Regions from separate parts of the Homo sapiens genome. Here region 2 is linked to region 1. A link is a loop called in an ENCODE intact Hi-C map of the cell type or tissue named here. Cell type or tissue: Caco-2. All regions are shown on one strand. Links, peaks and the distances in the headings refer to the core of each region. The heading gives the core; the rest is flanking DNA.

What was found. Hi-C counts contacts between places; a loop is a spot of excess contacts. Peaks named below come from ENCODE experiments on the same cell type or tissue, not always from the same donor. Only the 100,000 strongest peaks of a DNase experiment are listed, where the experiment ranks them.
Region 2: a loop joins it to region 1, with 5 times the contacts of the local background. A loop is called at or near these places in 3 of 110 quality-filtered maps.

The regions. Positions count from the first base shown.
Region 1 is chr15:52,782,104-52,797,401 of GRCh38, reverse strand. ONECUT1 (one cut homeobox 1) reads left to right here and starts at 7,066. Exons shown (of 2, transcript NM_004498.4): 1 at 7,066-8,622. The coding sequence starts at 7,518. LOC105370824 (a long non-coding RNA gene) reads right to left here and starts at 6,972. Exons shown (of 2, transcript XR_001751550.2): 1 at 4,713-6,972; 2 at 1,996-3,051. RefSeq lists enhancers at 1,593-2,288, 2,289-2,986, 5,243-6,010, 6,011-6,779, 6,776-7,070 and a silencer at 6,959-7,028. In Caco-2, for the core only: no CTCF peak of the experiment used is centred there; DNase peaks (open chromatin) are centred at 6,971 and 7,427; H3K4me3 peaks cover 1,391 bases.
Region 2 is chr15:53,579,506-53,594,803 of GRCh38, reverse strand. The region is part of intron 18 of WDR72 (WD repeat domain 72); the gene reads left to right. Among named protein-coding and RNA genes, the nearest start is that of WDR72, 170 kb to the left of the region's middle. In Caco-2, for the core only: a CTCF peak has its summit at 7,810 (motif pointing right); a DNase peak (open chromatin) is centred at 7,803.

The DNA.
Region 1 (15,298 bases), core at 2,516-10,515:
AAAAATAATCAAAATAAGAATCATAAACTCAACAACTGCCAGCTGAGATTAGCTGCAGGTGGCAGCTACGTGAGAGCAGAGCGTGGGGTCTCTTGCCCTAGGGAGGTGCTGGTGGCTGTCACACAAGGGAGATTGTTAGGGAAGGAAAACAACAAAAGCATAAGTCATTGGCCAGTGACTTTGGGCATTTGCTGGTGCTGGAAGGGATGAAGTTTGAGGTAAACTCGAGGTCTTCAAATGGCCCAATTGAAAGGAGGATGGCATTTGAAGGGTCCCAGATTCCACTCACGGCTGAAAAAAAAATGAAAGAAAGAGAGAGAGAAAGAAAGGAAGGAAGGAAAAGAAAAGAAAAAAGAAAAGAAAGAAAAGGAAAGAAACGAAGAAAGGAAGAAAGAAAGACAAAGAGAAAGAAAAAAAATCAGGAGTTTTAGATAAGGGCTGTTGACAGCCAGCCAGGATTGGATTCTAGACTAGCCAAGGACTGCCAGTAGACTAAAGGTGAATAACAAAATTCAAGGAGGTAGGAGTGACTGAAAATCGGAGGAGGTTTTTGTGTGAGAGAGACCAGGATTTGTTTGCAATGTTGTTAGCAATATTGATTTTTTTTGTTACTCAGATTAATGTATGTTAAACAGGAAAATACAGGCATTAGTCAAGTACATTATAATCATCTATTGTTGAGAGCGAAGTTTCTCAGGTGGTTGATGGAGACCAGGGACTGCGAGGCAGTTCTGGGGGCGTATAAACATTCCAGGCTCAATTTGAGGCAGCCAGAGCCCCAAATGTGGAAAGGAAGACGCAGCTTTACCTCCAGCTCATCTCCCTCTCCCCCTTTTAGAATTACAGCCTCTTATTTAACCAACCCACTACCCGGGTGCATCAGCCTCCAACCTCATCCTCCCTGCTGAGCTAAATGATTAGCGGAATTAAGGAGTGGAGGTGTTCTTGGCCACTCGGGTGGCCCAAACTTCCTCACCCCACCGGTCCATCTGCCCCGCAGCCCCACCTCGAGGTCTCTTGGCCCTGGTAAGCATCCTTCCAACCCTGTGGAGCCTCGATTCAGGGCTGGTGGGGCTCCTGAAACCCAGCGTTGGTGGCATGAGGGCCAGGCATGGCGCAGAACCAGACTGTCTACACATACACAGGCGTCCACACCTGTTAGGCCTGAAAAAGACTCCGGGTGAGGAGGGAGGTGCAGGAGCAGCAATTCAGAAGCGCCTGGAGAACCTCCTAGCTGCACCCCTGGACCTTGGGAGATAACCTGGCCCAGAGAAGCATGCATCAGAGAGTGCAGTCACCACACAACAGTCAGCTGGGAAGCCCCCCACGAATTCCCCCCACAACATCCTCCCTCCCGCCGTTAGACCCAATTCCCCGCCCTGCAAACGGGTTTTAGGGACCAAGGCTATACTCTCAGCTTTTCCTCTCAACCCCCGTCCTGCGCCGTGGGTCACTGCATTTACCGGGAGAGACTCAGGCAGACCCCGCCCGCAGGTAAAAGTCTTTTCCAAGCTCCACAGAAGCCAAAGAGCTCGCATAGGACCCCTCGGGTCTTGGGCTGGTTCAGGAAGGGGTAAGAGAGTGAGGGTCCAGGGAAAAGACAACTGGGCGCTTGGCGAGTCCCTAATTCTACACCCAGATGGCTCTCAGGCCAAAAGGCAGGTGCGCTCGCCCAGAATCCTGGGTGTCCCACAATCAGAAGCCGTTTCTCGTGCCAGCCACGGGGGTAAAGAACGGGGGGATGAGGAGATCGAGACTCGGAAGGCCGACAGGGCTGGAAGGGCAAGAAAACAAGGTAAAGTGTGGAAAAGTGTGAAGGGGAAGGAGGGTTGAAGAGGGAGGCAAAGAGGAGATTAGGCCTGGAGAAAGCAAAAGCCCCGACCTGGCCTAGCAGGCCCCGGAGGGAGTCGAAGGCAACGGGTGGGGAGCCCGGAACACCGGCGTTTCATTTTTAAATCTTCTAGGTGTCTGCGGGTCAAATAAAGACAAGGGCAGTAACGATTATTCTGTTAAATCTACGGTACTTGACTGCGCAAACACTAATTGATTAGACACCAAAATGATTTGTTTAAAGAGTTTTCCTTCCCAAGTGCAGCTGCTGCTCTTGGGCCGGGGTCGGCATTACCCGGCATTAGCTAAGTGGGCCGCGAGCTCGGCCGCCCAGTCCTCAGCCGCCCTCGGGTGGGGTGGCTGGTCCAAGCCCCGTGGATCAGAGGCTCCCGGCTGGACAGCCACCCTCCGCTTCCGCCCTTCCCTGTCCCTCCAGGGCGAGAGAATGGTGCGCCTGAAGATCGTCCTGGGCCGACTTTGCCCTCCGTCCGCCCCTTCTGGGTTTTCCTCATTTCGGGTCGCTTGGAACTACATCCGTCGGTGCAAGAGTTCTCTCGTCCTTCCCCTTGTCCTCTCCAGCCCCTAAACTTGGCATCTCTACCCCAGCGCGGGGCTAATGGAATGCAGGGCCCCAGCGGGGGAGGCACCAGAAGAGGAGCATTAACCGCCACCCCAAATCCGGACAATTCAACGCCCTCGCGGCTTGAGCTGGTGTCTTTTGTAGACTATTTCAATGATATGAAGTTATGTCCAAGAAAGAAATCCCACTGAACTGTTGGCTAGACGAGGCCAACTCCTCCGGAAGTGGGCTGGCAGCGGCCAGCGAGGGGTCCTGCTGCAGAAGAACACCCCAGGAGCCTGGAATCCCTCCCTCAGCCCTACGGCATCAGTATACCTTTCCTCCCTTCAGCGCTCTTGGCTTGAAGCCGTGAAAAAGCCCTCGCGGAATTAGGCGACCGCCAAAACGGATTCCAACCCAGGAGAAGCCGCCTGTAGTTTACCCGAGGACCCAGGAGAGCAAGCGTGTTCTTTTTTCCCCAGCGCAGGAAGTAACCAGAGATACGAGCCGAGTGGTCTGGTGTCCTGGGATGGCCGCCCAGGCAGCCCTCGGCAACTCCCAGAACGTGGAGTTAGTTGCGGATGGCACCAGCTGACAGCCCTTTGACAGAGCATCTTCTCTTTGGGATATGGAAGGGCAAGAAGTAGATAAAACAGAGGAAACTGCAAAAAAAAAAAAAAAAAAAAAAAAAAAGCCCAATTTAAAAATATTTTCTTGGGCAAAAACTGTAATTTGAGAAAGAAAAATGTTACCGAACATATGAATAAAATGATACGCTAAACAGAGTATCAAAGATTGAAGCAAGGGGCTACCATAATTAGTTACCACTTCCTTGGTCCCCAGAGAGTGGAGAGAAGTCATTGAGTGATTTTTTTTTAATGGTTTTCAATAGTGAGTCACCAGGCCACCCCATTCTGAATTTCTTGGTGTTCTACTCTAAGCCTGCAGCAATTTTCTGAATAAAATTTCTCTAGAAGTGGAACAGGAGAGCTTGCCAGGAAGCACCCAGGACCAAGTCTTTCACTCTCCAGCTATCTAGTGCTCTACTGTAGCCAGATACCAAAGAAATGGTTCCTCCCCACAAGTTTAATGTTAGACTAGCTACAGGCATCAGAAATGCCAGTGAATATGCCCTGGGGCTCTAGCCAAGGAGCCAGCCTCCCCCTGGATCCCTGGGTGGAGGAATTTGCCCTGACACCCAGGATCTCGCTCTTTGTGAGTCCAAAAAATGGGAAGTAGACATTTCATGGTTCGGAGGAGCTAGAAACATTTCTTTGGAATGGTCCTGAGAACTGGGACTGGGCCATACGTTACGCCTCTACTACTCACAAAAATAATTAAAGCATTAATTCTGAAACCAATGGAAGGTTTTCAGAGAAGCTCATGTGGCCAGTATTTGGAGGAATGGTTTTATTCTCTTTGCGCTTTTTCTTTGCTGAACCTGGTAGGGCAGCGTGGTAAGCTCTAGCCTACCTAGCAAAAGAAGGATTGCCCCTGTCCATCTCATATCCCAGGTTCTTCTCCTGACATTTACAAAATAAACATCCTAAGTTCCTTGTTTTCACTCTGAAAATATTGTCAGCAACAAGCATCCAGTCATAGTCTTATTTCCTTTTTTCTTACATATATACATTATGTAATTTTCTGCTAGTGATTGACACTATTTTTTTCTTTAAATTTCCTGCAGCTACTCAAAATCTAAGCAGCTAAAAATAAGTCCTCCTCCTCAATCACACACATTGACCTACACCTACCAAGTTTCCAGGGACTCCTCTGTGGACTCTTAATTCCTTCAATCCCCATAGTGTACCTAATGGGTGCCAGGCTCTGTTCTGGGCACTGGAAGGGGGAAAGAAGGAGAGGGACAAAACGACAGAAAGTAGTCCCAGCCTTCCAGCAGTTAACAATCTCTCTAGTGCCCGTCCTCCCTCCACACATGCAAATTCACCTTAACTAGGCCTAAGAAGAGCATTCTTCCTACCCGTCACTTCCTTAGTAAGAAGAAAAATTTTGAGAGGTCAAATAAGAACACAGTAATATGTTGTTTCTGACTGAGAAACCACTGCAACTCAGTCAATTACGGGAGAACAATGGTTAGATAAATGGTGTGAATAGCCAAGAAAGATTAGGGAGATTTGCAAACCAAAGCAAATCCTGCACATACAATATTTTAATGTTTTAGAAAAAAATCAAAAATTACTGAGCAAGCCAACACATATGGTGCTTCTCCAGGTCTTTTCGTTGGCTCCTTCTTTAGGGACCAACACAGAGCCAGCCCCCCTTTTCATAAATGCCCTTGGGGGAGAGGGGAAGTTGAGCTCACCTGATGCCAGCCTTATTCAGGTGGACTCCAGAGGCTCAGCTGAGTGCCTCTCATGAAGGAGGGTTTCCAAGATCAAGTTCCTAATTAGCTACACAAAGAGAAAACCATGAACAATTTGTGCACTTGGTGGTATTTACTTCTTTCTTTCTTTTAACAAACTGCCTTTTGGGAAGATAGTTGTCATAAGGGCAAATCAATCACTTCAGCGGGATTAAAATATTGGGGCGGGGGCGGGGGGACAACTGTTTAGCTGAAAGACTCCCTGCTACTTTAACCCATTGTTTGGTCTCATGCTGTAGGAAATGAGAATGGAAACAATTAAAAACCAAAGATGCAGCTTTCCACCAAGGTACTGTAATATACTAGGCAGGAAATATATGTTTTGTGCTTGTGTGTATGCGTGTATGAATAGGTAGATATAGATACAAGTTTAAAGAGTTAATCGTGTTTTCTGAGTTCCTTTACATCAGTGTATTTTCCCTAAAATATCTTTTCTTCTCTGGGGGTTCCTAAATTCCTAACTGTTCATTATGAAAGTAGACATGAAATCCATTGAGATGAATTATTTGCAGGGCCTCCATATGCATTGTTTGGACAGGATGGGAGTGCCTCTGGTGATAAAACCAGCTAGATTAACCAGTCCCAGGACATGGCCGCCTTCAAGGAAGTCACGTTGACTGTATCCACTGAACTTGACCTACCTGGATTAGGATGTTGCCCTGGTGGTAGCAGGGACCTGGGCAAAGAGATAGGCCTACTCATGCCTGGGCCGGTGGGAACTTTTCCCAAAGGGTTGGCCAGCCCAAACTTTTGCCTTGGAAACCCAACTACCACCACTACCACAGCCTTGGCCTCTCTAAGGGCTTGGGAGCATTTGCAGTGGAAACACCACGGGTGGGCTGCAGTTCGGTGCCCCAGCAAGCAAACCTACAGTCTGAGTCTGGCCCAGCACAGGCTACACACACTTTATTCCATATCTGAGTCCAGATACCCCGGCTCTGAGAGGCTATTCTCATTGTAACCACCGCTTGCCTGGGGCTGAGGCTCGGCGCTGACCCGGCCATAACTGCCACGGGCTGGACAATGGGCACATCTGTCCTTTCTCTGAGGGATGAAAGCACCTAAGCGGACACGGCTCTGCCTTTTGTTGCGGATTTTTTTTCTTTCTTTTGTAAATGAAAGAAAGCCGCGGCATGTGGCGGCCGGGTGTACGTCTCAAACTGGGGGCCTCCGCACACGTCCCCACCAGGCCCAAAGACCAGGTTCGATTCCAGATTGGAGCGTGACTGTGGGAAGGGCGAAATTACTCCCGAAGCTGAATTGATTTTCAAATCTGGAGGCGTCTCTCGGGGACGCCGGGAAAAGGGCGTCCCTAGGGGCCAAGCGGAGACCCGCGCGCCGGCGTCCACCCTGTCTGCGTCAGTACTTCTGGAAAGCAACCGCCTCCGGGTGCTTTAGCAGGAGGGCCTTGGGAGTAACCGCAGGGACGGCCCGAGCCTCCACGGCCCCACCAGCACCCGGAAGTTAACATGGGTACCCTCCAGGGCACTCCCTCCGCTCTCCCTCGCCCCCCTCCACAGGCCGAGTCATCGGCGAAGCGGACGCACAGCCTTAATTATGAGCTGAGCGGGAGAAGGAGCCAGGCGGCGGGGGACAGTGAGGTATGGCCCGAACTGGGATTCTTGGCACTGATTACTCCTCTCCCCAGGGCATGGATGAGAAAGGGTGGGCAAGTATGTATCTGGGAGGACGAAGGGTGCCGGGTCAACGGCCGCCAAACGGACCCAGCCCTTTAAGCAATCTGCACCCCACCCCACCCCAACCCCCATCCCCCAATAGGCCGTGAATTCAAGGGTGGGAAAGCGCACTCCCAGCAGCCCCCCGGGAAATAAAGCTTAGTGGGCTAGAGCCGAAGGGGTGATGACACAGTCCCCAGCTCCCCGGGCAAGCTGCACCGGGAAGCAGCAACTGGAGAGAGAGGGGCGATGTCTCCAAGCACAGCACTCCAGCCGCTAGAAGCCCGACACGAGCGTCCCCGGGCTGGGAGGACAGAGCCCACTCAAGCAAGGGAGGCGAGCGAGCCAGGCGCGAGTCTCCTGGGATTGCAGCGGCGGCCCCAGGTCGCGCTCTGCGCCAATCTTTCGCACGTGCCCGCAGCTCCCTGGCCATCCAGCGCCGCAGGGAAGGCGCTGGGCCCCCTCCTTCATTTGTACCGGGACGCCAAGGGCCTGGCGCGCCGCGACCTAGGGGGCGGGGGCGGGCCTCGCGCATGCGCGCTGCGCCTGGCGGGCGTGAGGGCGGGCCGCTGCGGCGGCGGCGGCGGCGGCTACCGAACCGCGGCCACAGAGTCTGTAACAGTAACAGAGCCATGGCTCAAGCTGGCCAGCGGGGCGGGCAGGCAGCAGACGCGGCAGGCGCGCGGGCCGCGGCAGGGGAGCCGGAGACCTCAGAATTTTAAGAAAGAGAGGGGCGAGAGGTGGCCGAGGCGGGCGGGCTGGGGCACTGCGCTCTCCCAACGGCGCGGATCCTCTTTGGAAATTAATATTAAAAAAAAAAAAGCCGAGGACGCAGAGGGGAAGGTGGGGGGTAAGAGGGAAGGCGAGACACACACACACACACACACGCACACGCACACACGGACACACACACACGGAGAGAGAGAGAGAGAGAGACAGAGCCCCACAGTGAGAGGAAGGAAGGCAACAGTCGCCAGCAGCCGATGTGAAGACCGGACTCCGTGCGCCCCTCGCCGCCTCTGCCTGGCCACATCGATGTTGTGTCCGCCGCCTGCTCGCCCGGATCACGATGAACGCGCAGCTGACCATGGAAGCGATCGGCGAGCTGCACGGGGTGAGCCATGAGCCGGTGCCCGCCCCTGCCGACCTGCTGGGCGGCAGCCCCCACGCGCGCAGCTCCGTGGCGCACCGCGGCAGCCACCTGCCCCCCGCGCACCCGCGCTCCATGGGCATGGCGTCCCTGCTGGACGGCGGCAGCGGCGGCGGAGATTACCACCACCACCACCGGGCCCCTGAGCACAGCCTGGCCGGCCCCCTGCATCCCACCATGACCATGGCCTGCGAGACTCCCCCAGGTATGAGCATGCCCACCACCTACACCACCTTGACCCCTCTGCAGCCGCTGCCTCCCATCTCCACAGTCTCGGACAAGTTCCCCCACCATCACCACCACCACCATCACCACCACCACCCGCACCACCACCAGCGCCTGGCGGGCAACGTGAGCGGTAGCTTCACGCTCATGCGGGATGAGCGCGGGCTGGCCTCCATGAATAACCTCTATACCCCCTACCACAAGGACGTGGCCGGCATGGGCCAGAGCCTCTCGCCCCTCTCCAGCTCCGGTCTGGGCAGCATCCACAACTCCCAGCAAGGGCTCCCCCACTATGCCCACCCGGGGGCCGCCATGCCCACCGACAAGATGCTCACCCCCAACGGCTTCGAAGCCCACCACCCGGCCATGCTCGGCCGCCACGGGGAGCAGCACCTCACGCCCACCTCGGCCGGCATGGTGCCCATCAACGGCCTTCCTCCGCACCATCCCCACGCCCACCTGAACGCCCAGGGCCACGGGCAACTCCTGGGCACAGCCCGGGAGCCCAACCCTTCGGTGACCGGCGCGCAGGTCAGCAATGGAAGTAATTCAGGGCAGATGGAAGAGATCAATACCAAAGAGGTGGCGCAGCGTATCACCACCGAGCTCAAGCGCTACAGCATCCCACAGGCCATCTTCGCGCAGAGGGTGCTCTGCCGCTCCCAGGGGACCCTCTCGGACCTGCTGCGCAACCCCAAACCCTGGAGCAAACTCAAATCCGGCCGGGAGACCTTCCGGAGGATGTGGAAGTGGCTGCAGGAGCCGGAGTTCCAGCGCATGTCCGCGCTCCGCTTAGCAGGTGAGCCGGCCAAGGAGCTGGGCGCGCGGGAGATAAGGTACACGAAAGCCGAAGGGACCAAAGGAGGAAGGGTAGGAGAGAGGGCTGGGTGCGCTTCATCCCGCCCGCCCCTACCCCTAGAAGGGGGACTCCCTGTGCCTGGAAGGGCCAGCACAGGGCTGTGGGAGCAAATTGCCTACTCCAGGGCTCAGGGTGTTGGGCTGTGGAAGGCTCCGAGAGCTAAGCGGCCGGGCCTCGGCGACTGAAGAGGCTCATTTGCGCTCAGGGACAGCGAGGGAAGCTCGTACGGCCTGAGGCGGAGAGAAATCCCCGCACCTGGTGAGACACTCTGCGCCACCTCTCAGTTCAGCGATCCGGGTTTGGGAAGAGGGATGCAACGCGTGCGTGGAATCGCACGCAAATGTTCCTCGCAGGTACCTCTGACACATCCCAGGCGCTGGGCTGGAGCGTGCCGGAGCAGCGTCGATGTTTGGCCGAACTGGCTGCTGTGACCCCCTCCCGCGCTCATTCTTTTGGCGCTGGCTGGGGTGACCTCAATCTAAGAGTATGGGCAAAAAGTTTCAGAGCCATTGGGCGGTGGGTGTGTAGCACAGACGAGTTGTAAGGGTTAGGACGCTCTCTGCGCATGGAATTGGCTGTGGAAAGGAGAGGGAGGCTGACCGTCCCAAGGTCCCAGTGAGAGCTGCAAAGCAATAGCCATGTCCTGGGACCGACTCCGCTGCCGACTCCCTGAGGACTTTGCATTTTGTTTTATTATTCCTCTTCGCGATTTTCGTCTGAATCCCCGTGCGGGAGGGGGGTTTGGGGATGAGAGTGTGTAAATGACCCCCAAGTCTAGGAGCAGAGGTCTCCTGCCCGAAACCCCAAGCCCCAGGTGTTTCTGAGTTCAGCTGGAAGCTCTCCTTGGCGCAGCGCAGACACCGCGCCTGGCTCCCCGAGACCGCGGATAGGCAGAGAAGAAAGCTGAGCCCAGCCCGAACCCCACCGGGGATTTCAGGAGGATTCGGCGACCCTTGAGGGTAGAGAACATGAGGGGAGGTAGAGCTAAGGACAGCGGAGGGTGGCCTGGGTTTGATGAGATCCGGCCGGCGGTTGCCAAGTTGATTGACTCCTGGTCCATGCCCCCTCCCCCCCCACTCCCCCACCCCCCACCTCCACCTCCATCTCAGCCCAGCGCCCAGGCCTGAGCCTTGGCGAAGAGAAAAGGTAAAAGCCGGAATGAGGGTTTGTTAATTAACTGATCGTTCTCCATTAATTCGTCCCTGGAGAACGAGAGACAGTCAATCCGCTCTGAGCCGGGGGCACTGAGCCGTTTCACAGTCTAAAATCAAAGCGTGAGGCCAAAGCCCCCTCCTCCAACTCGTGCCTGCCAATGAGAAGCTGGGGGTGGCAGGTGCCGACCAGCCTGCGATTCGTGCCCCGAAGCGACCCAAAGCGTTCTTTGGGTTTGGGCGCTGCAGGCCACCGGTCCCAAAGCACCGCGCTGGCTGAGACTCTGCCCTGCCAGGTTTTCCAGCCCAGCTCTGCCTTCGTTCGCCCCAGGCAAAGTCCTCATGCAGGTTCCTGCAGCCTGCGCCCGGGAACCAGTCAGGGGAGAAGAGGCTCGCTGGGCGCCCCAGCGAATCGCTGGCCCCCGGTTTTCCACTCTCTAGCTCTTGTGCTACCGGCACCATATCTCCACCCGTGGGCTGCCCGCGAGCAACTGAGGTTCCGGAGGGAGTGGGCGAAGGGGCTGCTCCTCGTCCTGACTGCTCCGTCTCTCCAGAGCCCAAGGTAGTGCCTTTTCACACACCCACACCACCCCAGAGCCAGGCTTCAGGGCCTCTTACCCAGGCAGTGCCCGCTGAAGCCAAAGAGTGGAGCGGGGGAATGTGGGAAGAAGATAGAAATGGAGAAGGCTACCCCTCCGGGAAAACTCGGTCCCCATCCCCCACCCCCGCCCCCTGGAGGCTCTTGCTCTGGACTTCAATATCCCTCCTCCCCCCACTGCCTGCTGTCGCCCCCTGGAAGGACAGACTGACACGTTCTGTTCAGAGACGACCTCTGAGCCATGGAAACCTGGCCGCAGGAGCGCCCTCTGACCTCCAAGCGTGGAGAGCTACATAGCCGAGCTCAGGGGACGGCACTGTGGAGGGGGAGGGAGCCTGAGTGCTGGGACCCGCACGCTGGAGGCGCAAACATGGTGCCTGGCAGGTGCTTGTGGCACCCAGGAGGCTATCGAAGGAGCGCCTGCCTGGGCACCCAGCAACCTGTAGAGGTCCATGCAGCCCTCGGCCCTAGGCCCATGGCCTTTTCCTCGAAAAAGTGAAACACTGGAGAGTCCAGCAGGGCAGGCATTTGGCACCAAACACCAAGCCGACTCTGTGTCCTGAGACCCTGAGGAAGCATGTCTATTACATTTTTGTTTCCTTAACTTAAAAGGGATGGTGGAAAGGGCTAGGACTGAGGATTCTGTGTTGGTCCAGGAGGGTCTCCTGCAAGGAACCAGGAACAGTCTCTTCACAACCTATTTTTAAGTTACTGAAGAAGGAGCCATCTCATTAACATTTTCATATTTTAAAAAGAGTGGGGTTATTTTCTGAACTTTCCAAATGATCTCTAACGGGCCAAGTGCATGAGCCTTAAAATGGATTGCAGAGCGCCTTGGCCGTTCCTACGGGACATTAGTGCCTGCCCCCCACTACCAGCTCCCATATGGGGAGGTGCCCCTGGCAGCTTTCCTTGCTGTTGCGCTCAGAGACCCTCCCCAGTCTCGTTCCAACCACCTTGCGAGGTCAGGGCTCACTGAGCTCGGTTCCTTCGCTCCGCAGCGGGAGAGTGGTGGCTTCTCCACGCCCCTCTGTCCTCCAGTTGCCGGCAGCCTGTTGCAGAGGGTCAAAACCCTCTTGCACGTGGCGCTGTGTTTGGGGAGGCGCCTTCCGGTCACGAAATAACAGCGGCTGGTGGAAGAAGGGCGACAGGAGGAAATTCCCACCAAATTAACTACCTTTTAAAAATCAATATATGTTCCCTCCATGTACTACTTGCTGCTGCCCCATTAAAGAGCAGAGCGACAGGGTTCTCGCCGCGTCTCCTCCGGGATGAGGCGGGGGGTGTGGGTGGGTGGCGCGCCTCTGACGTGGGCGTCTATCAAGACCAAGATTAGTTTCCAATTAAAGATTCCAGAGGGCTTCGGCCACACAGCAGGAGCTGCCGGCTCGGAAAGAGACAGCGACACACACCCAACAGCAAGCGCAGCACCGCGGACCCAGGGGAAGGCGGCGCGCAGGCCCGAGGTTCGGGCGGGGGTGGGTGTTGGGCACTCCGACCCTGCCCTGCGGGACTTGGAGGCGAGGAAACCTCCAAACCCCGCGGGGGAGTTGGCGGCGCCCCCTTCCCGTCCGGTGTTTGCCCCAGAACGACCTAAGAAGGACCTGAGCCAAGGGGGGAGGGGTTCGGTCGGGGGGCGGCCATGAGAAAGTCTCGCCCAGCCCAACCTGGGCTGTGTTTGCCCTGAGTGGCCTTGCGGCCTGGTTGATTGATAACTGGCCCCTGCACAAGTCCATTTGCTTTTTTGTTAATATTTATCCCGGGGTGACATTTCAAATGTCCCCCTGCTTTTCTGGGCCATGGGAGTCAGGCAGGAGTGCGGGGCCCTAGGCAGAGCCCTTCAATCCTTGAAGACTTCTGGGCCGGGAGAGAAGCCAGGACTGGGCGTGTGGGACGCAGGAGCTGGAAGCGTTCCTGGGTCCAAGAGTTGGGGGAGAAGGAGTCAAGCGCAGCGGTTTCCTCGCGCTTCGCGTCTTGGCGCTGTGGGTCTGGTGTCGCGCAGCTGCTCCCAGCCCGCTGCGGCGCGAACAAAGGGCCAGCAGGGCGCGACCGACCGTGTCCGCCTCTGAGCCCGGGGCGAGGGGCGCCGCCAGCTGGGAGCGCCTCCTCCGAAGGCCTAGGATGGCCTCCTACGGAGACCAAGGAGTCCCAGAGCCCGCCAGGCCGAAAAGTGGCAGTGCATCCCGGTAGTCAACTGGGGACCCTCACACACACACACCTAGCCGACTGCAAAACCAAAAAAGGTCTCGCTCCTGCGGACAGTCACCAGAAGGCTCTGCGTGGTGCCTGTCTCACGGCCGGTGTCTGTCCCCTCGAGGGTGTAGGACCATAGTTCCCCCTGTGTAGTTCTCTCTGTGTAACGGGCATAAACCCGGGTGAGGAGAGGGAGGTGCGCTTGGGGATAAGAAGTGGGCTCGTGGCGACGACTGGAACCGCTATGGCTGGGGCAGGGGAAACCTACTTCTGGGGCTTAAGGGGGGCTGATGGCTATTGTGTGGCGACCTTGGTGTCAGCGCAGCTAGGATGCCTGCCAGAGACGAACTCCACTACCTGTTCGGAGGTATGCGGCTATCCCGTCAATGGGTGCAGCACCTATCGCCCTGGAAGCATCCGGAGAGGGATCCCGGTAGCTGGGGCGACCAGCCTGACCCAGGGCACAGCGGTTGCTAGAGACCCAGCCCCGACATCGCCGCTTACCACCGACACTTGGGTCGGACAGTGCCAACAATAGCACGGTTGTGTTGTAGCAGCAGAGGACCCAAATCCCAGGATGCGCCTCTCCTTATCTGCAAGCCTCGAGCCCTCCGCGCTCCCTGCTTCCCTCCATTCGGCTCCCTTTCTGGGGGTAGCCGGGCTGTGCTGCGGCTGCGGCGCGCGCCCCCTGCGGGCCGTCGGGGCTGGGCGACCCGCGAGCGTCCGTGGTTCAGCCCGCGGCAGCGAAGAAAGGGATGCTTGCTGCGCCTTTGTTTTTAGAACGTCGTTGTTCTAGTGAATTTCAAAACAATAACTATTTTGATAGGAAGAAAGTGTGAAGGAGGAAGAGAAGGATATCTAGAGGGTCTGTCGGGGTACCTAACAATGCCTGGGTGTTACCCAATTCATGAAAACAAAATTCTCATCTTCCGAAGTACACCTCAGCTCTAACCTCCCCAAAAAAGATGCGTACTTGGATTTTGTATCCGAAGTATGCTTTTGTTGGCGTGTTTTCATTTAAGAAAAGCGGGGTCAGCGTAGAGAAGGTGACCCTGGCGGTCCGAAGTCGGAGGTTGGAGCTGAGGGATATAATACCCGGCGGATTGGCGGTTCCTTTGTTTTGTTGTTTCCTCTTCCTGCAAACTGACCGGAGTCAGGAGGCAGCCCTGAGGCCTTGAGCTGAGAAGTCTTTGTTTCCTCTTGTGTGGGGTGGGTGAAAGGGCCTTCGGAGGCCGACTGGTCTGGAGCCCTGGCGCGGAGTCAGGACCCTGGACAGGGTCCCACCGCCCTGACGCCTGGTCCCATTTCTCTTCGCCCCGGTAGGCAGATAGAATGTCTTTGGGAAGTCATAGTAAGAAAACAAAAATTAACAGCTAAAGTTCCGAAGTTTCTTAGGGCGCTAGGCCCAGCCGGGAATATACACTGGCACACTGAGGTAATCGAAAAGATCAAACCTATCCTCGTCGATCGGGTGGTTGATCTTTTCGTCCCTCCACGCGGCTTTGTGTGAGTATCTGAGTGCACGTGCACACCTGCTTATAAAATCGGAATTCGCGTCCCTGTGGGTGTGACAGGGGTTGGATCATTAAGCTAAAACGTTCAATTCAGTCCCTTTGATCCGCGCTGGGGAAAATCTATAGTCATCTCTAATCTACGAGGTCTTTAAGGAGGTTGTTACACGAGCTGTTTTGATGTCATTATTTCCACATTCATGGCAAATTCAGCTAATCAAACAAATGCTGCTACCCCAAGTTATCAGAAGAAATCGTTCTTACAGAGCATACCAATAAAATTTATTTCTGATTTTCTTGTAAGACAGAAAATCCTCAAGTCTAATAAAGGTGGGTAATTAAGAAGGAGGCTCTCCAATATCCTGCTCCTCAGCTTGAGGCCTTGTTCCTCAAGTGACATTGCTTGTGCTCTTTGTAAAGTCCATTTATTGGAATATTTAAACACCGACTTAATATTTTAAATCAATCTAGGAGCCTTGATGGTTTGAATGAGAAATGACTAGTTTCCTTTCAGTCCCCATTAAAACAGCAGAATTTCCACACTCTTGGTAAAATTGAATGGCCCCCAACCTAGGGTAGCAACAGAAGGAAGGTGTTACTGAAGTTGTGGTTGTTAGAGGGTGCATTTCTTATAATGCTGGAGAAAACATTTAACAAATATTTATTAAATAATACTCTCATTGTGTCTCTATTTGAATAAGATGGATAAGCATCTTTGGGAGAAGAAAGCCACATTATTTCTACATAAAAAATGTCAGTCTCATAGAGTCCAGTAAAAAGAAAAATATTTCTTATGTGAATGGATTTAGTGCACAATCATAAATTCCTACCTTCTATCAATAGGTTTGTATAGGTTCTTATTTTAATACAAGTATGTTAATACTAACGAAGTTTAATTTCCTCCTGAGATAATAAGATTGGGCTAGGTGACTAGACCAATCACAAGACAATCTGATTATTTTGATACAAACATAAAAATTACTTATCACAGGGTCTTGCTATAGAAGCATCCACATATGTCTCTTCCAAGAGATGTTACGGTATCATAAAATTGTAACAAATTAATTTCTAGAAATTTTCTTTTCTTAATAGCTAATAGATGCTGGGCTTAGTACCAAGATGATGGGTTGATCTGTGCAGCAAACCACCACGGCACATGTTTA
Region 2 (15,298 bases), core at 3,384-11,383, 800 kb before region 1:
TTTTTTGGGGGGGTGGGGGGTGCAGGCTCTGTCGACTAGTCTGGAGTGCAGTGGCATGATCATAGCTCACTGCAACTTCCACCTCCTGGAATAAAATGATCCTCCTGCGTCAGCTTCTTGAGTAGCTGGGACTATAGGCAAGCACCACCATTATAAGCTAGTTTTTTTTTTTTTTTAATTTTTATTTTTAGTACAGATGGGATGTCAACATGTTGCCCAGGCTGGTTGATAGAATTTTTAGAATACATAACCATTAAACTGTTATCTTTATTTCTAATGTCCTAAGACAAAATGTAATATGATTATAGAGGTGCTATTCACTGGGTGTAGTAATTCCTCAAATTTCATAGGCAGATTTCCTTAGCCTAATCATTGCAACATATGTCATTTTGCAAAATATTCTTATGGCAAATTGTATATGTTGTTTAATTTCATCAACTCTGCTTATTTGTCCTCTATGAGCTCCTGTCCCTCCCCTCGTTTCTTAATTTCTTTTTTTCTTTCTTGGTTTCTTGGTGGTACGTATTATTTATAAATCATTTGGAAAGTAAAAGATGATGGTTTTGCTATACACAGATACTCAAACTTCTTTTATGCTAAATGGAGTATATTTGATTTATTAGGATTATAGCAATATGGCAACAATGTCACAAGGAAAAATAATAATTATTGAGTTTTTAATATATTCCAATGCTTTGCTAAGAATCTTATGAAATTTAGCTCACCATTTCCTTTAATTCTGACACAATCCACATGAACCCTAAGACCCTTCTTCTGACATTTAGTTCTCTGTGTAAAGGACTTTACCATTTTTAAAATGTTCATGTTCATTGAAGTGAAATTTCAAAGTACAACTGAAAAGAACTATACTCTAAGAAAGAGATTCCCATCATACTAGCTAGGTTTGTCCTGAGAAATTAGTTATTTTTTTATTTTACATACTAATTTTATATTTTTTATCATACTCATTAAAAGTGTTGAAATACACTTTTAAATATGAGTTTATCACCACACCAGCTATCTTTCTTTTTTTTTTCTTTTTGACACAGTGCCTCACTCTGTCACCCAGGCTAGAGTGCAATGGTGTGATCTTGTCTCACTGCAGCCTCAGTCTTCCTGGCTCAGGTGATCTTCCCACCTCTGCCTCCTAAGTATCTGGGACTACAGATGTGTACCACCACACCTGGCTAATTTTTGTATTTTTTGTAGAGATGGGGTTTCACCATGTTACCCAGGCTGGTCTCAAACTCCTGAGCTCCAGCAATCTGCCCACCTTGCCAAACCAGCTATCTTAAATGCCACCAGTGGTATACATCTTACTCTTTGAAACATACTTCCTATACTACCCCGTTTTCAAAATGAATAAACTAAGACTTAAGAGAGGTTTTGTGTCTTGCCTACAGACACAAAATTACTAAAAACAGGGAAGCAAACCTAGATATTCTCCTAAATACTGTGCTGTTATCCAGTAAGCTACGTTTTCCATACTTGCAACGTGGAAGAAATTTGCCCTAAATCAGTTTGAACTAAAAATCAAATAATTTGCTAAGTGATTTTCTTAGATTTTTATTCTTTTCTCATAAATCATGCTTCTCTTACTAAAGGAAATGCAGAATATTTAATTATTGCCATCTCAACCCTCATAATAAAGAAAATCACCAGGTGTCTGGAACTATTTGTAGGGATGTGTCTAGAAAGCAATGGAAATCCAATAAAGTGAGAGTTAAGGCATAATGTATATTTAAACCTGTAATTTTGTCTTATTTTTTAGTGTTTTCTCCTATTACACTTCACAGCATGTATTTTATTTGAGGTCTTAATATTTGTGTATCTGTGTTTTATGGGAAAGTGGTGATTTTATCTAAGTTAACGTTTTTATAATGATTACTTTGCTATCTTCCTTGAATCTCTTTAATAAGAACTTGTACAATTAACACTTACATTTGAGGCTTAGATTCATTGCTTTAAAAACAGCAATAGTTTCTATTATTAAATTGCATTTGAAAGTTATTTCCCTTTATTTTGAATGTTATTTGGATCAGTTTAAACAAGTGCTCTAAATTGTTCCATTAAATAAATTGGTTGAACTAGAAATGGAGGCTTTGTAGATAAAACTGTCACCTTGGAATTATTGGCTGAATTTAAATTTCATGCTAAACCATGTGGTTGTGAAAACGATGCATCAAATATGGGTATTGCAAATAATCTTTATTGCATGCATCATCTTCAAAGACTTATCTAGAAAATTAAATAATAAAAATGTGTTTTTTGTTTAAATAAAACCATGCATTTATTGTACATCAAGAAAATAAAAATCCATTCAACAGAAACATTTTGGTGATCCTGCCCTGCAGAAGTACGGGCCCAGGGCAGGCTTTCTTGGCCTGCTGAGTTTTCCAGAAGGATATCTACTTGTGGAAAGGCTTTGTGACTACCCTACAGGGAAACTCTTCCCTGACTGCCATTATTTGTAGTAAGTGCATCTTTTTTTCATTTACTCTAAGATCTCCAGGAGTAAGTGAGTTCTTCTTTATGGCCACAGAAGTCACTTAGGAAAGGCCTGTGTGGTACGTGTGATCAAGGAGCAGAGAAGTAATGGAGGACACATCATAGAAGGCCTCGTATGTGGTAGTGAGGTCTGGGGCTTTCTCTCTAGTGTGGTGTGGGAAATCTTTTAAGCACACTAGTGGCACAAAGTGTAATGGGATCACATTACCTTTGGTTTAGGGGCAAAGCACAGTGATAATGACTGACTGTGGTGTCATGACTTGGCCCATATGTTGGGTGGTACATTGTTACATGTGGTATTCCAGGTGTGCTGAAGATATAGTGGAAGATCGACTCTACAAAAGGCATCCTTGGTGTGTTCAGTTTCAAGTGTACCTGTTTAGGTGACCTGTAGATTTTATTTTATAGTTTTTAACTAAACTAATCACCAGAAAATAGACAAGACACTTAACAGTTCTCTCTCAAGAAACCGTGGTTTAAAGACAATAAGAATAATGCAAGCTTGAGAAAACAAGATGTAAATGGCATTGCCAAACTTAACTTATGCTACATCAGAAGGTATATATGTGTGTGTGTGTGTGTGTGTGTGTGTGTGTGTGTGTGTGTGTGTTGTGTGTGTTGTATGTATATATGTGTGCGTGTGTTAATTTCCTCATTTTGGAATTTCTATTTTTGTGTGTATTTTATAATGGACATAATGTTGATATGCTAATAGCGTGTACAAGCATTTATAAGCAAACATACATATATTGTTGATGCGTATTTCAGAGCTCCTCTTTGTTACTTTCTACAAGAAAATGTCTCACTTAAAACTTTTGGGTGGATTGAGCTAGGAAGCTACAGTTAGGCAGATATGATTGACTTTTGGTTATGGAGTGTTGGCGATTTGATATGCTATTTTGTACAGTGCCTATCTCCAAAACTTTAAATACATCTTTATGCATCACTTCTTTATACCACTTCCTCTCTGCTTCTATGCACTGACTCAAGAGCTAAGGATATCGCCAAGAACAAACTAACAAACTGAAATTCTTTAGCTGAGGATACAAACTAGAATCATTAACCATAAAAGTGTGTCAGATGCCAGAGCAGAGACTAGGGAAGCACATCAAAGAGGTGCCTAACATAGTCTTTGGGGCTCAAGAAGGCTTCTTCCAAGAAAAGTTGCCTAAACTGGGAGCTGAAGGATGAACAGGATTTAGCCAAGCAAAAAGTTGGGGTGGGGAAAGGTAGCTGTTTACTAAGACCACTGAAGCCATTTATGCCCTTTTCTTCCTCTCAAGATCATCTGACTAAGAAATGCATGAATGAGAAACCTGGACATTAGCAAGAAACCCATGCATCTTTAATTTCTTCTCTTTAGAACACTAGTGTTCTCTTTTAATCTCATCTTGCAAATGCCTTCTTTTCCTAACCCTTAGCCTTCTGGAATAACAACAGTAATGATTAACATAGTTACAGTTAACACTGATATGACCTAATATTTATTTAATCCACACAGCAATGCTATAGGAACAGATAATATTGTTATATCCACTTTATTGATGAGAAAACAGATTCAGAGAAGTTAAATAATTTGTCCAATGTCTTATTTCCAACAAGTGGCAGAGCGGGGAATCAAACTCAGGCAGGCTGGCTTTGAAATCTGAGATCTTCATCACCGTATTACATTGCTTCCCAATTACCTACAATTCTCCTTTTGGATTTCTTAATTCAGCAAATATTTACCAAGTGCCTTCTGTATGACAGTTACAGAAAAATGTGTTACCCAGTTGAGGATTACAAGACAGCAAAACATTTTGTCATAACAACAGAAAAAAAAGATTCTCTAGAAGAAATCAATTAACAGATATTGGATATGCAGTCTCTGCAAAGCTGGGGTGTAGCATTGTAAGTTATTCCAATAAAGATGTAATTAATATTGAAGACTTTTATTTGGAATATGAATTAACAGAAATATAAGTTTTATTGCTTAAAAATTTAAAAGGTTCCTTTTGGGAACCGAAAAAGCCATCTGGTAAATGCTAAAAATGTACAAGATTTGGCATACACATACGAGTTGAAAGGAATAAGGGTTGGGGGTACAGGGGAAAAAGTGGAAGAAATTTAAAACTTCATTTGTGTAGATTAATTTTAATTATCTAATAGACAATCTCATTTAAATATCAAGGTATTCATGTGTTAAAGACAAATTTGTATATGATAAGCAAATAAATAATTTAGCACCTAGAATACATTACCTACTTTTCAAAAAGCATTGTAGTCATTTAGGTTTAAAATATATCCCATCTTATTTTTAGCTCCTTATAAAATTGAGAGAGAAATTTCATCATTTCCCTTTTGCCCATATACATTCTTCTAAACTTCTTTACTGTTTCTGCCCTCTCTGTATCATCTTAAAGATTGCATCACCTTAGAAAGACTGATAAGAGTTCACTGCTCTTTTCTAAAAGTAGTTTTATCTTTCACGGAGATTGAGATTGATGATTTTCATCTTGGCATATGAAAAACTGGAATATTTCATCATCTTTTTTCCTCATGAGCAGTCAGAATGCCAGCCTGGCTCTGCCCAGAGATGGTCTGATCGAGGAATTGAGTTAAATATTTCTTTGGTAACAGTCGTGCAGGCACCACTTTATCTATGATTGTCTGCATACCCATTTAAATTATTGACAAAAAGTGATCTAGATTCTGTCACTGAAGTCAATGTGTTTTGCACTATTGTTTCCGAAGCTGAGACTGACCTCCCGACACTGACCCTTCAAGGACAGGGATCAGGTCTATTTATCTTTTTTCCTCCCATCACCTAAAATGATCTCTTACTTAGAAGCTGTTAATAAGTGTTTATTGAGTGGATGGGTGAATGGATGGAAAGTGAGATAGTTTGTACTGAAGATTCAGCCAATTCCTAATTAGTAAAAGAAGGAGCAGTGGAGGGAAACCAGCCGATTGCTATTCTTTAGCATCCAGACAAAGTCTTGAATACAAACTGAAATTCGTGAATACAAACTGAAATTCGTGTTATCTGAGAGTCACCATCCTAGGACCATGAGATGTACACACAGCAAGCTCACAGGAAATTAAAAATAGTCATATGAATGAATCTAGTTTGTAACCCCCCAGAAGACTCTGTTAGTGATAGTTATTTCACTCTTGACTGCTCACTTTGTCATGATCTGATTTCAGTTTGATATTTTTAGAGACCTGAGCCTTGCCTGAAACTTACCTCACTCCTTATTCAGTTACAGTTTATCCACAGAAGTTTCTAAGGAGCCGCTGCCTCAAACATTGTTTCCTCAGTATTTGGATTCACATATTGTGTTCTGACTCATCACCTCCCTATGGACTTCTGGCTCATTCCTGGTCTCTTACAGTAGCCCCCATGCTGCTGACACAGAGCCCTCTTTGCAACATGGCTGGCTTGGGTCAGCCTCCACTAATGATTCATTCTACTTCTGAGCCTGGGAATTTGTGTGACATTAGTTCCTCCATCAAATGCAATTCTGTCAGCCAATATGGATATGTATTCATAGTTCTAAAAACAATTTTGGTAAATAGAGGGACTAAATTCCTTTAGAGAAAAACAACTGATTTAGAGAGCTTTGTCTTCTCAGCAGATAGCACAGTGTCTAGTATGTGGCAATTGCTAGAGAAATGGTGGCTGAAGGAAAAATTATCCATTTGTCCCAGTGCCCTTGGAATATCCCATTCCCATCAGAATGTCAGTCATCTTGCTAGCTGGAGCCTTATCCTTCCATTTTAACTCTTCAATTTATCTGCCCAATTTTCAGCCTTGGAACAATTTGAATAACTCGAAACATTTCTTATTAAGCACTTACTATGTCTAAGGTTCAATGTTAGGTGCTGACATTTTCATTTATATTACTTTCTACACTCCTTTTATAACCTTCTAAAATACTGTATATTACCTGGCACTCTAATTGCTTATTTATTTGCCTTTCTTTCCCAACTCTGTGAACTCCTTGAGGGCAAAAGTTGGAACTTATTAATCTTGTGCTCCTAGCAGCAAATGGACCACATGGTGTATGATGGGTGCTCATTAAATGTTTGTTGCCTGAGTGAGTGGATGTGTAATAAATGACAATGACAGACATCTATCAAAGAACTCTGGTCCAAGGCAGAATGAAAGAAATGCTAAATAATATGTTAATTGTCTGTACTAGAAAGAGAATGGAAATGGTGATTATAAGGATGATGGTTTTCTTCTGAAGTGTTAGTCCAGGGGCATTGCTTCAAATTTATCTACTTTGTTCAAGAGCAATATATCTGTCTAGAGAACCACCAGGAAAAATTAATGCTGACAAGTATTTGAAGGCAAAACCAAGGCAGAGTACTTCATTTTCAACCCCCTGAGAATAAGCTACAAGAAATGAAGACAATTCAAAGGAGAGTTGTTAGTTCTTTCTTTTACCTGCTACAGATGAGCATGGGCCCTTTATGTATATTTGTGCAGAATATCTGTCCTCCAGCCAGGCAGCCCTGCCAATCTAGGGACAATGTAAAAACACTCTTTGGTAACTGAATATGCCTAAGAACATGGTCTATATAAACTTCCAGCCTCACATGTTTCTTCTCATTAGAATGAGGTCAGTCTTGAAATTTTAAAAAAAGTAATCGTAGTGGATCTCAGTGCTCTCAATCCTAGCCAATATTTTGTAATGCTCCCTTGAAAATCTTAAAATGAAATTCATAAGCATTATAACCTACCTACATACATCATTTATATAACATTTAAAGGAAAAATAAATGGTAAGTAACTTATAGTAAAGTATTATGTGCAAAATCCTGGGCATGACTACACTGAAAGATATAGTAACATACTGTTATATAATATGCTGTGGTATACATAAGACCACTGCTATTGATGCATATATCTGTGTGTGTGGTGATTCTGTCAGTGATGTGGGTATCTAAAATGGATTTTCTTGACACTGGACAATAGTAGCAAAATGTGGCCATTCCTTAATATACAAGGTAGTGGCCTTCTTAGAAAATTCAAAGTATGTTAAAAGCCTTGAAAGATTCCTCCATAGTTATATGTAAAACAAAGTTATGTTCTGGACTTGGGAAATTACATACAAAGCTTTTCTTTTCATGAATGACCAGTGGAATATTTGAAAACCAAGCAGGACAGTTATTCACTGTGAAAGGCGTTCCTAAGCATTGCAGGCCATCTGGCATCTCTGGTGCCTGACTGCTAAATGCCAATAAAGTGTCTCTACAATCATTGAGAAACCCAGTCCCTCACTTGGGCAGTTTCCAAAGCCTCCCCCTAGGGGGCAGTACCAACCCTACCGAGAACTGCCTTAGAGAAAGGGATTCTAGACATTCTTAAGGACTTTGTTTCTGTCCCGCTCCCCTTTAAAAAAGTTCAGAAGGAGATGAAACCAAAAGAGAAAGTCACACTAACTCAAGAAGTTCCTTTTCTTTCTCTCCCATGTTTGCTTTTTCCCTTGTGTACCCTTTAGGTATTATAGCACTTCCCAGTCCATGTAGTAAATCATCAGCCATTCTGTCTCCACCATTAGAAAAGGGGCTTCTTATCCTATTCATTCACTTTCATCTTTATGTCCTCACAGCTTAGCTTTGGGCTTAGCAGAGAGTAAATATTGCTGGCTGATTAAATGAAGAGTATATGTTACTGAACTACTAAGCCTTGCCTAAAAAGGTCATCAAAGAAAACTCTAAAATTTACAACTGAAATTAAATTATTTTACAGTACAGAATAAACACAGTACATCTTAGAATTTTAAAATTAGATGGACTGTTACCCAATCTGTAAATTGAAAGAGAAAACTAGAAGTGAGAATAATGGTTGGAAAGAGATACACAGATAGGTTCATGTAATCTACTTATGATGGTGATTAGATTTATGATTGGGAACATAATTTCAAAACTTTGGCTTACAACATGCTAATTGTTGATACATGTTATCCTTAAAGTCCAATAGTCCATTAGTATTTAAAGTACATTGAAATCAGTTTTTGAGAACTCTTAATACCCTTTCACTTTCACATACATGAGGTATATCTCTTAGTATCTCTGGACCAGAATAGGCAATAACCAGTCTGGTCTGTTGTCCAGCTGGTAAGTCCAGCCATCAAATCACTCTACCTCTTTTGAATATATTTTATTAGGTGCTCTGTTTCCCAAGCTATGTACTTGAAATCTGAGAAGAATATGATGTGGTTTCTACTTTCCAAAAGGTTGTAAAAATAGTGAGGACACAGTGTGGTATGAGAAATTAACATTCACATTACTGTAAAGGCATAGAGAGCCACCAACTGCCTGGGAATGAATTTTAGAGGCTTCACATAGGAATAGACATTCACATGTGTGTTGGAGAATAATTTTGTGGCAGACATGAAGAGACGTACTGCTAAAATCCCTCTTAAAGAGAGGACTCCTTTCCCAGATGTGAGGAATATGGCTATCTGACAGCTTCCAGTTGTTAGTGCCTTTAATATCTGACCCAGCGTTGGAGCAGAGATCACACTCTTCTTGGGACGATGGCTGAGCATGATGGTGATACCAGGGCCTCACCATTTCTGGCCCATATTGACCTCCTTTCACAGGCATTCTTTGCTTTAGAGTTTCTGTTAGGCTGATAGAGCCTGAAGGGGTAAGAGAAACTTCTCTGTACCCTTTGGAGCTTTGATAAGTGAGTCTGCTGAAATAGACAGACGGTAGACAAATTAACAGGAGAAAAGGCATACCAATTTATTATATGCATGGGGGCATCACAGGAAAGTGAGTACCCAATAGCGCAATTATATGGTTTGACTCTGTGTCCCCACCCAAATCTCATCTCTAACTGTAATCCCCACGTGCTGAGGGAGGGATCTGTAATTCCCACGTGTCAAGAGAGGGAGGTGATTGGATCACAGGGGCGGTTTCCTCCATGCTGTTCTCATGATAGTGAGGGAGTTGTCATGAGATCTGATGGTTTTGTAAGCATCTGGCATTTCCCCTGCTTGCGCTTCTCTCTCCTGCCGCCTTGTAAAGAAGGTGCCTGCTTCCCCTTCACTTTCTGCCATGTTTGTGAGTTTCCTGAGGCCTCCCCAGCCTTGCAGAACTATGAGTCAATTAAACCTCTTTCCTTTATAAATTACCCAGTCTCGGGTATTTCTTTATAGCAGTGTGAAAATAGACTAATACACCCAATAATATTTAAAAACTTATATATCCTTATTCATAGGGGTGAGAGAAGTGGGGGATGTAGGCACTTTTAGAGGAAGAGTAAATGATTTTTAGGGGAGGTGAATGAGATATTAAAGTTCACAATTTACGCAACCCTGCTTTTGCCCTTTTTCTTTCACAGGTGTTACTTCCCAATAAACATTTGCATTTCTAATTTCATCTAAAATCTGCTTCTGGTGAGACCCAACTGACACTAGTTGGAAAGGGCTTGATGCAAGAAGGGCATTTGAGGCAAAGGGAATAACATGGGGACAGATACCAAGGCAGGGCAGTATGGCATGGTCAGGAGATGGGATGATTTTGGTGTGGGCAGGACATGGGAATGGGGATACTCCAAGCTGGGTTCAGAAGGTGAGATACCTGGAATGAAAAGGTTCTGCTGTGGAGCTTTTTTCTGAAAGAGAGAGACCATTAAAATTATTTTAAGAGATGCAAGACACTTTCAGTGCAAAGCAGAAACTGACAAAAGCAGGAGGTGCAAAGAAACCCTGTGTCCAAATTTTGTCCAAGTATCTATTTAGTGTTTTATTTGTAGAGCAGTATTTTTTCTTAATTTTTTAAATTGTTTTATAATTTTTTTCTGCCTTCATAAATGTAGCTTGTTTAGATGAACCATTAGTGCTCCATGTCCTACATGGAGTAAGAAATTTTGTTGACATTACATAGGGGAGGGAAAGCTTGCCTCCTTGCTTTTAGACCAAACAACACCAAATGCCCATTAGGATCATCAAATTTCAAATCTCATTAGTAACACCTTCTGAGTTGCTGTGGTTCTTCATGCCCATTTGAGGTTATTTCTCTTTCTTTATGGTTGGTCATTATCTCAATCACCCATCCTCTTTGAATCAGTTTTTAAATCTTTTCCAATTTGTATAAGTTAATATTTGGTCCGATTTTTCATCTCCTTTTATTCATCTGTAATCGTTTACCATTTATTGACAAGTTTGGGTTTCATTGTCAATTTTTCCCTTTCCTTTTTTGTGTAATTATGTAGACATTATTAACCTCCTTCTCTACAAACATCCTTAACTGAAACATTAAGTAAGACCAGATTATTAGGTGTTTGTTCTTAGACATTTTCCAGGAATAGGATATATTATCTCTCTGTCATTTAAAAAAATTTGATTTAATCAATAGAATTTTAACAAAGCAACTTAGAAGTGTGCTTTTCCTTGTGTTTATATTAATATTCAATGAATAATTTCAAAGGTTAAACCTCATGATCCATCTCTTCAAGCCATCTACTTAATTCTAGAGTCATTACATCACCTACTTCCCTTATGCCATTGACTTATGTTTCTTTCCAACTGCTGAAATTTGGCAGCATCATTTATTTTTTATATAACATACCCTGCACTGTGAAACAGTGTTTCAGAAGGTGATGACAAAGTACCTGTAACACAGGGCAGAATTGCCTGCTCACCTGTGGGTATCAGTAACATATTTATTGCCCTATGTCTGGGATTCCTATAATGCTAGAAGAAAAAGAAATGTTTTGATACACTTTTTTTTCCCTGTGGTAAAAATATCAAGAGGTCTCCAGGTGGTAACATCAGACACCATAGTGGTTTGTGTTTAATGCTGAGGAATGCAAAGGAGTTTTCAGAATTTCCTCAGGGACTTCATATTTCAAGTTTTCCAAATGAACTAAAGTTTATTCAGAATGTACTGTGAAGAAACAGCAATTTCAGGACCCTGGAATATCTATTTTACCACTATTTTTAGATACTAAAACAAATTAGATGAGTTATTTTCAAATGATTAGCATGCCTTTTCTACGTATACAACAGGTTACTTTTGAAAAAATTTTAGCATATCTTTTTTGTTTCTTTTTTCATACATCAAATGAAGTAATTCTTGGCCCACTTTATTGAGAGGAACACTAAGGTACAGTACACTTGCATAGCTTTACTATGATGATACAACTTGTTGGAGAATGGCACTAGACTGGATTATATGCCCCATCCTATTTGCCAATCCCAGGTTCTTTTCTGTAAATCACCCTATTTCATGAGGCATTATGTAGAGGATGGAATTTACAAGACAGTAAACTCATTTATTTATAAAAAATGATATATTTTACTCTAGCTACATTTGGGCCTTTCCATAGGAGAATATTATCATTTTTATATTTCCAGTGGTTCATTTTAAAGTAAAATATATTGCCCATTTTAAAAATGAGTTAAACTATCTCTACTGTTAATGGCAATCCACTGTTATGATATTAATATTATAAAAGCCAACTATTAGTCAAAAATATAGTTTGATGAATGTACGATGTTTATAAATTGAAAATAGTCATTGCATTTCTTCATGGTAAATTTGCTTTAAATATTAGTTTATTATATATGTTAGTTTATATTACAAATATTTCCAGTAAGCAAACACAAATCATTTTTATATTTAGCAGTTAAAATGTATCTTAACTTGACCATTAAATCATCTATTAAATATTCAATTAAAGTGGGTTTTTGATTCTTTTTTTTAAATTAGCGGTCAGGTATTCGGGGAAACAAGCCCATAAGATTTTTCTAAAACACAATTCACTTCATTTCTTGTTCTGTATATTTTGTCAGAGAATGCCTTAATGTAACAGAAATCAGATTTGGTGTGTATTTTTACACCAAATCAAATTGTGCAGGCGCCACCCTCAGCCTTCTCCAAAACATTATGAAGGATAGGATTCCACCATGATATAGCTTAAGAAAGCAGTACAGCCCTGGAAGAAGTCTATGCAGGGAAAGTGGAACTACAGGAGTAGGTTTTACTGGAAAACCACGTGTCCTGTAACACCATTACAGAACTGGATTTAAAAAATAACTTTACTTAGCCGAGTTGTCTCTTTCTGGAATCTGTATGTAAAACATATATGGTTTTCCTAGTTATTCTGTAGGCATAAATCACAAGTATAAAAGGTACTACAAAATGTAAGAATGAAACTGCAATACAGGAGTGACTAATGGTACAAAGCACTTAGATGCTCCAGTTATAACAACTGTATGAAGAGGGTGAAGGCATCATAAGTCATTTTATATATTACAATTGGCAGGTTTCCCTTCAGAGTTGCATTGAATATAGTCTCACTTTCCCTGTCCTCCTTGCCCAATCCTCGTCTTCTCAAATTCACAAGCCATAATTATAAAATTTTAAATGTTTTAATCTATTATTTTAATGTATAGCAGTAATTCAAAATTATTAATTCCTTTTCTCAAATCTAGACATGGAAAAAGTCAAGTAAATCTTTATGGAATTTTTCTAATATAAAGTACAATTTTAGATCACAAGCTCCAAAATTTTCCATTTCTTATTGCCAGAGGTAAGAGCTGTGTGCTGTCTCCATACATGTTGTTGCATAATAGCAGAAATGTATTTCAAAATAATTTCTGCTCTGCGAAGTGAGTTAGGATTTTTTCATCTTCATATGGGATCTTCTACACAGCAATAATTGAAAATTTGCAAAATGTCAGAAAATTAATGCTAAGGTTCATCAGTAACTTCCATCTTCCATCTCCTATGTAAAGCACAGAACTTTCTAATTTTTACCAATGACTAGATTCATTTTATTGTTTAAGAAAGAATCCAAATTGCTGTTTTAAAACTTTCATAAGCATCTGAACATTTTGTAAAAATGAAACAACTGGCAAAACAGAGAAAACTCTTACCTTAATTGTTTAATTTTCCAATAATTTACATAGTAAATATTTTGATGAATTATGAGATTTGAAATTAAGGTAGATGGATGACAGTCATATAAACTTTTGGTCTCAAGATCTACTTCATTTTAGTATATTGCTTTGGTTACATTGTAGTGAAAATATTTTGATTGAGAAGAAAGCAGAAAGAGTACTTCCATAGCACTTGCATACAGAATTTTACATGAACAAAATTGCTAAGTACTAACATTAAACACACACACACTCTCGCTCTCTAATCAATGATACATTCATAAATATAAGCACAGAGATTAATCTTGAATCTGCACAAAAACTGTTGTTTGAGAGCATAAGTCAGTCAATGTGTTTATGGTTTCCAAGTTTATTAAATTTAATACACAAGATTTGCATTTTTAATCACAATTATTTAACAGTAGCTAAACAATTGCTTAAAACAAATAATTATAACTATCTTTTAAAAAGAAAATTTGAATCAGGCAATTATGTAATTCCCTCAGAAATACTACAATGCCATGGAATGCAGGTTGGAAAGTGCTGGGCAGGCTCATGAGAACAGAGGCTGTATTAGTTTTTCTATACATCCCTGAACTCCCACTATAAAATTGTGGCTGTTTGGAATAAATACTTGCCATAATTACCTCAGTCTTTTTTTTCCATGGCCACTTTTAGTTGTACTTTTTTTTTAAGGCTTATCTCATGATTTGGGTAACGTGAGCTGTTGTCTTCTGCCTGTTTCAAGGCTCAAGTCACAAATCACAAACTGTGTCATCCTGGAATGAGTTTCCCCATGCTCTGTAAGATGCTGTGCCTCTGTTTGGTGCCCAGTGCCTACCAAGCTAGCTGCTGAAGCACGAAGAGGAATTCCAGGAAGTAGCTGCAGTGGGCCATTTTCCAATAATGCTCCCTGGCATGGACTCAGTTCAGGGCTCTTTTGCAAATGGCTATTACACTGAGATCATGATGAGATTTCCTAGAAGTACACGCAATTCTTTTCACTAAAATTTCCTACTTCAAAACTTTTTGTAAAAACAGAGGTTTTCTCCTGCATTCTCAATCAATACATTTTAGTGGCCCCTGAAGATATGAAAGTGCTTAATGTTCTTGGAGACAAGCTTTTTTAAATGAAATTATTATTTTCACTTTGCATTATTTCGTTTTAGATTTTAGGCTTAAATTATGCTGGATTTTTATGTCTTACTTCAAGGTAGTTGAAGAATATGGGAGTCCTAAAATATTTATTATCTCTATTAATTCTGTCAATCAGCTGCAATCACTAAGAGTTTATGGTGGGCAAATGTTGCAATAAGTACTCCAGACATGTGGGCAGCTATCTTGGGTAATTTCTGATAGTTAATCACCTAGCAGAGCCTACCGTAGTACCAGCCACGTGAGGGGTCCAAAGCATATGATAAAGTTTCAGTGATAGATGCAATTATCATGTTAAACAGGCTGACATTTGGGTGCAGAGACATAATGAAGTCCTTACTTCAACCCTGAACTAGACTTACTCCAGCTGTTGGCCCCAGCCCTTGATCTTTCTATTACAGGCATTTGAAATTTACCTGATTTTGAACATTTTTTTTATAGGGGACAGGAGGGGTGTTAGAACTTAGCCTAGTACTTGGCATATGAGTGGTACTCAGATTACAGGACTCATAGAGTCTTTGAGTCAGAATCATTTGCAGGTCATTGAGTCTGAGCCCTTTGTTCTTCCTGCCAAGAAAACTGAGGCTCAGAGAAGCCTAATGACTTGTTTAAAGTCACACAGCTAGTTAAGGGGTGAGATAGTATTTCACACCTGACTCTTTTCAATAGTTGCTGCTTTCTGAAAATGGCTTGGTGGTCTTTATTTAGTATTTCGCCCATTCCCTCTGGTGGTTCTTATTTGCCAGTCC